2 separate regions of the Mus musculus genome follow, and region 2 is linked to region 1. The links are chromatin loops, found by intact Hi-C in ENCODE. Cell type or tissue: heart. All regions are shown on one strand.

Region 1 (4,000 bases):
TGTAAATAGAGAAAATATCTAATAAAAGAAAAATAATTTGAAATTAAAAAAAAACTAGTATTCATAATGACCACAAGTTTGATTGACTACTAACTTGCATTTCTTAATTATCCTAAACAGTTTGTAATAGTAGGTTTTAAGGCCTAGAACTTTACATCACATTTTAAAATGAGTTGCAATGGTACAATACCTTAAACAGGAGTCAAAACATACAGTACATGAAATATATGTAATGAAATAGAACCTTAAATTTCTACCAATATATACAACTCTAAGCCAATCTAAATATTTAGCTTGTTGATGCTCTTTATTTCAAAAGTTGATTCAATAATCTACCCTTTTGTCCTATTATTCCTATATCTCCCCCCTTTTTTTCCATCCCCTCTTCCCCCCCTTCCCCCTAACACTAGGTAGGAGAGAAAAAAGGATAAAGAGAAAAAGAGGAGATCCTTGAATCTAACCTCCTATACTTGGTTTCCTTCCTGATCACGACCATTTACAACTTGTGATCAACCCCCCTTTAATGATGACAAACTTCCATCACCCATGAAATGACCATAAAACCACCCACCCCACCTTTTGGGAGTGAGGCTATCATTCTCTTAAATTGCCTCCAGCTGTCTGGGGTGAGGGCATCCTCTGGGGGCCCTAAGAAAATTGAGATATGGGCCAAGTTCTGGGAAAGCTAGCTTTATCATTTGCTGTCAATCCCTATGTGATGGGAAAGTGCAGAGCATAACTGAAGCTCTGGCTGGAACAATCCTCGAGACTGGACCAATTGAGCTAGCTGTCTGCTGCCAAGCGTGTACCTAAAGCCTTATGGGGGGTTCCCTATGATCTGTTGACTGAGGGAGAGAAGTCTAGGACCTGGCTTACTGGCAGTCCTGAACATTATACCTGCACCACCAAGAAGTGGACAGCTGCAGCATTACAACTCCTTTCTGGATTGTAGTTCATTCCAGAGTCCATATAGACCCATTAAACGTTGTGCTTCTTTCTGGATGGTGGGAGGATCCAGGTACAGTAACTTACCTTTCACCTTGGAAGGAATATCTCTGCTTGCTCCACACCACTGGACTCCTAAAAATTTCACCGAGGAGGATGGTTCTTTAATTTTTATTTTTTTTAATTTGTAATTTCTTGTTTTTTTGTTTGTTTGTTTGTTTTTTTTGTTTTGTTTTTTTTTGTTTTTTGTTTTTTTTTTCAAGACAGGGTTTCTCTGTGTAGCCCTGGCTGTCCTGGAACTCACTCTAGACCAGGCTGGCCTCGAACTCAGAAATCCACCTGCCTCTGCCTCCCAGGTGCTGGGATTAAAGGCAGTTCACCACTGTCCTGCAGTCCTTTAATTTTTTTGAACTAGCTTATATTGGCATAACTGAGTCAATTTAAAAAGATAGAACATTGAAGAAAACAGTTAAAAAAATTTTAGCCCAATCTTTTTCATGGGTAAAATCAATCAGGATTATAGATGTTCACCACTCAGGTAGTTTATTTTTTGAATTCTGAAATGATATAAAAATTTTTCAATATTAGTCTTTTGACTTAAACTTTTTTTTTAGAATTATTTATTTATTTTATGTATATGAGTACACTGTAGCTGTCTTCAGACACACCAGAAGCAGTCATCAGATCCCATTACAGATGGTTGTGAGCCACCATGTGGTTGCTGGAAATTGAACTCAGGACCTCTGGAAGAGCAGCTAGTGCTCTTAACAGCTGAGCCATCAATCAGTTCAGCCCTTAACTTTTATTCCTTTCTAATTTCCCATTTTATTATTCTATCTATTTTGTGTTGTTTGAGACAGGGATGTGTAGCTTTGGTTGTCCTGGAACATCTTCTGTAGACCAGGCTGGCTTCTTTCCCAGATTTCTGCCTGCATCTTGCCTGTCAAGTGCTGAGATTAAAGGCCTGTACCAACACTGCACGGTGTAATTTCCCATTTAAGAGGTGGGAGATAAGGGCTGGAGAGATGGCTCAGTGGTTAGGAGCACTGACTGCTATTCTGAAGCTCACGAGTTCAAATCCCAGCAACTACATGGTGACTCACAACCATTCCTAATCTGGGGTGCCTGAAGACAGCTACAACGTACTTGGGTGTGGAGGCACACACTTATAATTCCAACAGTTGGAAGGCAGAAGCAGGTGGGATCTATGTGAGTTCAAAGTTCCAGACCTTTTCTTTAAAAAGGGGGCGATGGGAGTGAGCAGTAAAAGCGAGAATATGTTAATAAGTGAATGTTACGTTGTGATACTGAGGGAATAGTAATCAGAGAAGGCTTCATGGAAGAGAAGAGGGATGGTTTGCAGGTTCTAAAATCTTGAGTGATGTTACCCAGACCGCTGCAGGTGTAGGACCAGCCATAGCTGGCGATCGCCCCCTTCTGGCAGAGGGCGGCCTTGTCCCCCGACAGCGTCTCTGGAGAACGCGGAGCCTGAGGCACGCAGGCGCAGTGAGCGGACGAGGGCTTTAGGCGAAGATGCGCATGCGTGTAGTCCCATGGAGGCGGTAGCTGCTTCATCGCGGTGACTGGAGGCCGAGTGCTAAACTGTGTGGGGCACGGATGGGATCCAGCTGTTAGTCGGTAGGCATAGGTAGGGCCGCTGCCTTGCGGGGAGCCGGGGACTGGAAGGCAGAGGTCCTTAGCGCAGGCCCCGAGCGGTCCCTGCCAGGTCGCGGTCGACTATTGTATGTGTCGCAGCCGCTGCGTACAAGATGGCGGCGGCGGGGCGGGTGGAGCTGAGGGACCCCGGGTGGGCCTCGGCCGTGGCCTGTTTCCCCTCGCCACTCGCCGACCGCGCCGTCGCGCCGCAGTGCCCGTGGGCGCAGCCGCCGGATGCTGCTGCTCTGAGGAGGAGCGGGCGGCGCCCTCGGGGAGTCCGGCTGCCCCTTCCCCAGCGCCGCGGGTCTGCCGCTCCCCAGGCCTGACAGCTAGCGGGAAGACCGCCGCGTGCCCGAGCGCCTTTCGGAGCCCCGCGGGCCGCGTGCGCCCTTAGTCGGGCTGGAAGAGCTTCCTTGCAGGGGGCTGGGAGCGGGGTGTGCGGGCTGTTGTGGGCCAAGCGCCCCAGTGAGCACCGAAGCCGAGATTGTCGGCCCTGGGATGTCGTCGAAAATGGCGGTGACACTTCCACATTCTTAGAGGAGTCGTGAACACTGATGTGGGGATACATGCTTGTGTTGGTGTGGTTCCTAGCTTGGGGAAGAGCGGAGAGGTCTGTACACCGACTCTCATCCCCGAGGATGTGCCAGACGTCCTTTGTTGTTTGAAGTAATTGCCTATGAGGGAGTCTCAGTATTACAAAATCTTTGAGCTTGACAGTGATTGTAGCCTCGAGCTATTTAATATTAAAATTACCCTTTGGCAGTTTGGGAATTCTGGAAGGCGCACTCAATGTGAAAAGTTCTGAAGAAAAGCTTCTTACCAGGATCCACCCGACCATGTGGAGTCAATCTTTCCTAACCAGTTTGGAAATTGTTCACTCTCACATAAAATTCTCCCTCTCTTCATTTTGTGTATGATGGGTTAACTTGTTTTTCAGGGGAGTTGTGTTTACTGCTTAATTTTAGAAATTTAAAATGACAGACTGGAAAAAGATTACAAGAAAAATTAATGTAAAGCTGTTAACACAGAAAAATAAAGTTGTTTATTACATTTTTTCAAAATGTTATTAATGATTATACACTTAAGATTTAGTGGGCTCAAGCTGCTTTACAAATTTTGACTTTTATATTTCCATATTCTGTAATGTGTACTTTCATATTTGTAGAATCCAAAATGTAATATACTAAAATATGCTAGACCATTCCCCGCCTTATCATTTGTGTAGGAACCAATGGGTAAAGATAAAACAGTTGAAAGAAATTACAAAAATCTCCTTCATTTGTTTTGATTAGCTGGTTTTCAAATGTGTTCATGACACATACATAACCTTGTACATTGAATACGTTGTAGTTTTCTGCATTTGTTATGGAATGTGCTTTTTACCATAAATTCTAGTTCT
Region 2 (4,000 bases), 82 kb before region 1:
ACATGGAGGATAGGGCTTCTCTCCAGTCCCACATCCTGAACAGCAGAAGTCTCTGTGCATTTAATTCTTGGCTTATAGGTCTCTCCTCTACTAAACTTTAAGATCAAAGGAAGGAAGCACAAGCTACCATCTTCTAAATTTCCAAACAAGTGATCACTAAGCACAGATTTATCAAAGACATGGTAGGTACATTTGATTTTCAAATGCAGACTTACAACAGTTTACTATAGTGACCAACTCAGAGATCGTACTATAGTGACCAACTCAGAGATCGTATTTTACCCATGACTTAGACAACTGCTATAATTGACAAAAATCACAACAGTTTTAAGATTCCGCTCTTTCCAGTGTGAAAAATATGGCACAAACATAAGGCCTGCGAGGCAATGCTGTCACCTATGAGGAAAGACTGATTTTAATTTCCTCTAACAGACTTCTTTCTCTACTACGACAAAAATCTTACCACAGCAAAACACAAGGAACTATATACTGTTATGTGCTACAAATTGGATAAGAAAAATAGTAAAGTAAAGCTTACAAACTCCACAACAGTGAATCTGATGCTAAACTACGACTTAATTTTCCTTTTTGAAAACCAAGAAAAACAATTCCAGATATAAAGCCAAGAAAATGACAACATGAGAACAATGCAATTTTGGATATGGATAGATATCTTATTCTTTCTCCCTTTCTGCCTAAAGTACTAGACGTATTCCAATACTCAATGTCCTCTGGCTTCCAAAATAAAACCCCTATTGTCTAATACTCCTCAACTTCTAAAATCTCAGTTAAAACTATGAGTGATAAGCTAATTTATTCGCAGTAAACGTCTGGCATATTTTTATTTGGGTTTGAGACAGTGTGGAAGGCCATCTAGAAACATATGGTTAGAACCACCACAGGAAGCCAAACACTGCCATACTATGAGGTATAAACAAATAAATTCTCTGTAAAGATAATGCTGAAGGTCGCCTCTGGGCTGTTGTAATTCTCTCAGAGGCTGTGTGTGATAATCACATATATCCCGTATCTTACGGACGTCCGGGATGACCAGGCCCTTCCTCATAGTGTAAATTAGTGCTCTAAGCTGGGTCAGAATCCCGTTCCATCCCGTTCCACGTAACAGATTTCAAATTGGTTGCTGCTGGCAAGCCTTTCCACCTGCATTTTCAGCAGTTTTGAGCAAAAGCACTTTATGAGGACAATGATTCTAGAAGAAGAGTGGGATTAGATGGCATTGAAGGGGAGGCAGAGAGAGTTTAAGCAAGCCCATTGCAGTTCCGAACCTTGCGGAGCCTGTGTTCAGCGTCGTCATCTGCCTCTCGCCTTCACCCTTCCAGGTGCCTACAAAAAGCAAAGTGAGAGGTGTTAGTTTCCGGGGGAAATGAGGCTGAAATCCTGAGGTTGAGAGTGAACGTCTCAGAAGGCGAGAGAGAGGAGGGGCGCCAGGAGGCGGCAGGTCATACGTAGCAAGGATGGTGAAAAGGGATGAGGTGAGAGGAGCTGGCCCGCGAGCGCCAGAGCGTCGGACGGCCTGGGCCCGGGCCGCGCTGGGAAGGGGCTGTGCGCGCTCCCGGGCAGCCCGCGGGTAGAGGGGCTGTGCGCAGTCCCGGGTGGCCAGACGATCCCAGCCCCGACGCCTCAACCCACCTGGCCGCGCGGACAACGCCGCCCCGAGGTCCGCACCACAGCACAGCGCCGCCTCCTAAGAGCGCGAGCCTCGGCGCACAAACGCTCGAGGTACCTCGGCCTCACACGCGCGTCTCGCCCCGCCCCCCAGCGCCATTCATTGGCTGCCGGACAACGCCCCGTCCATCTATTGGACAGCAGAGAATGCCGCTCACTTACCTGGTTTTGATTGGTCTAAATGTGAAACAATGCCCGCCCAGCTCTTTCAGAAGTTCCAGTTTTTGATTGGTCTTAGCGTCTGTCCATTCGCTCCGCCCTCGATGGAGACTCCCAGCTCTGATTGGCTGAAGAAGCATTGGTCACGCCTAGATTTCCAGGCCAAGGATGAATCACCTCCATGTTGGGGAGGAGCCAGAGTGCAAGGACTCCGGGTTTGTTTACAAAGGCTTCTGCTCCCGCTTCATCCATTGGCTAAGCTGGAAGCCTGTGTCACTTGTCTAGATCACTTTAGAAAAGGGAGTAGGATTCAGGGATTTCCTCATCTGTCCATTAGTTAGAGATGAGTTTTGAGAGCGGGAATTTGCTTCTGTGTTAAGTCGTGAGGTTAAAAATTAGGACTATTTGGGAGATTGGAAGAACAGAAAGGGTTGCTTCCACGTTTTTAGAAACAAATTTGACATTTTCAGTCCCAGCAGGCTCAAGATTGAGGCAGGAAAATCACAAATTCCTCAGGGCCAGCTTGAGCTCATATTGCGACCAAGTCTCAGAAAAACAAGACACACACTCACATTCACACACACACACACACACACACACACTTGTTCTGTCCTTTGGGTTTAAGATACCTTGTATTAGTTAGTTTTATGTGTCAACTTGACACAAGCTGGAGTTATCACAGAGAAAGGAGCTTCACTTGAGGAAATGCCTCCATGAGATCCGGCTGTAAGTCATTTTGTCAATTAGTGATCAGGGTGGGAGGACCTGTTGTGGGTGCTGCCATACCTAGGCTAGTAGTCCTGGGTTCTGTAAGAAAGCAAGCTGAGCAAGCCAGGGAAAGCAATCCAGTAAGTAACATCCCTCCATGACCTCTGCACCAGCTCCTGCTTGCTGACCTGCTTGAGTTCCAGTCCTGATTTCCTTTGGTGATGAACAGCAATGTGGAAGTGTAAGCTGAATAAACCCTTTCCTCCCCAATTTGCTTCTTGGCCATGATGTTTGTGCAGGAATACAAACCCTAACTAAAACAATATCCAAATTTTAAGTTATGTCCATAAAAAGAAGATAGGATATTGATGGCTGGAGTGGTGGATCAACAGTTAAGAGCATTTGCTGCTATTGCAGAAGACAGGTTCAGTTTTCAGCACCTCATGGTGGCTTACAACCACCAGTAACTCTAGCTCCAGGGAATTAGATGCCCTCTTCTGGCCTCCAGAGTACTGAATCCATATACATACTTGAAGTTAAAACACTCGTGCACATAAATCTTTTTATTAAAGTGGAATTAAAAATAAAAAAACTTCTCATACATCTGTCTTCTCCTACCCACTGTGCTAATTACAATCACAACACAAAATATAGGTTTAGTAAACAAGTAGTTATATAATGAAAATATGTAGATAAATTCACTGTCTAACATTAACTTTTTCCTCCTCCCTCCTAAAGGAATATTCTCCCATAATTGGTCCTTTAGGTACTCCAGGTCTATCACCCACTGTTTTTCTCAATGAATCTACTTTGTTTGTTTGTTTGTTTGTTTTCGAGACAGGGTTTCTCTGTGTAGCTCTGGCTGTCCTGGAACTCACTTTGTAGACCAGGCTGGCCTCGAGCTCAGAAATCCGCCTGCCTCTGCCTCCCAAATGCTGGGATTAAAGGCGTGCGCCACCACTGCCCGGCTGTGAATCTACTTCTAATGGATGGATGTTTTTAATGGTACACATTTGTTTGTTTGTGTGTGTGGTAGTGTGAGGAAGTCAGAGGAAACCTCATAGGAATCAGTTATTTCCTTTGACTATGTAGGTGCTGCGAAACTACCAAGTGGCAAGGCTCAGTAGCAGACACCTTTACCTCTGAGCTTCTTGAGGGCCCAAACTCTCTACTCGTGTGTGTGTGTGTGTGTGTGTGTGTGTGTGTGTGTGTGTGTGTGTGTTTAATTTGTGTTTATGTGTGTATCTGTGTGTAGGGATAGGTACACATGGGTACAGGTGCCCATGGAGGCCAAGGGCGTTGGATGCCCCTGGATCTAAAGTACTAGGCAGTTGTGAGCTGCCTAACGTGCTGGGAATAAGACTCAGGTCCTCTGCAAGAGCAGTGAGTGCTTTTAACTGTTGCATCTCCAGCCCATAGGACATGACTTTTTTTCTGTGCTTTCTTT

Evidence for each region. Hi-C counts contacts between places; a loop is a spot of excess contacts. Peaks named below come from ENCODE experiments on the same cell type or tissue, not always from the same donor. Only the 100,000 strongest peaks of a DNase experiment are listed, where the experiment ranks them.
Region 2: a loop joins it to region 1, with 3 times the contacts of the local background. A loop is called at or near these places in 4 of 42 quality-filtered maps.

What each region holds. Positions count from the first base shown.
Region 1 is chr6:83,911,897-83,915,896 of GRCm38, forward strand. Zfp638 (zinc finger protein 638) reads left to right here and starts at 2,457. Exons shown (of 27, transcript NM_001355286.1): 1 at 2,457-2,583. In heart, no CTCF peak of the experiment used is centred here; a DNase peak (open chromatin) is centred at 2,445; H3K4me3 peaks cover 1,842 bases; H3K27ac peaks cover 1,236 bases.
Region 2 is chr6:83,829,985-83,833,984 of GRCm38, forward strand. Paip2b (poly(A) binding protein interacting protein 2B) reads right to left here and starts at 1,757. Exons shown (of 5, transcript NM_146169.2): 1 at 1,651-1,757; 2 at 1,287-1,344. The coding sequence starts at 1,315. In heart, a CTCF peak has its summit at 1,688; a DNase peak (open chromatin) is centred at 1,897; H3K4me3 peaks cover 1,991 bases; H3K27ac peaks cover 1,676 bases.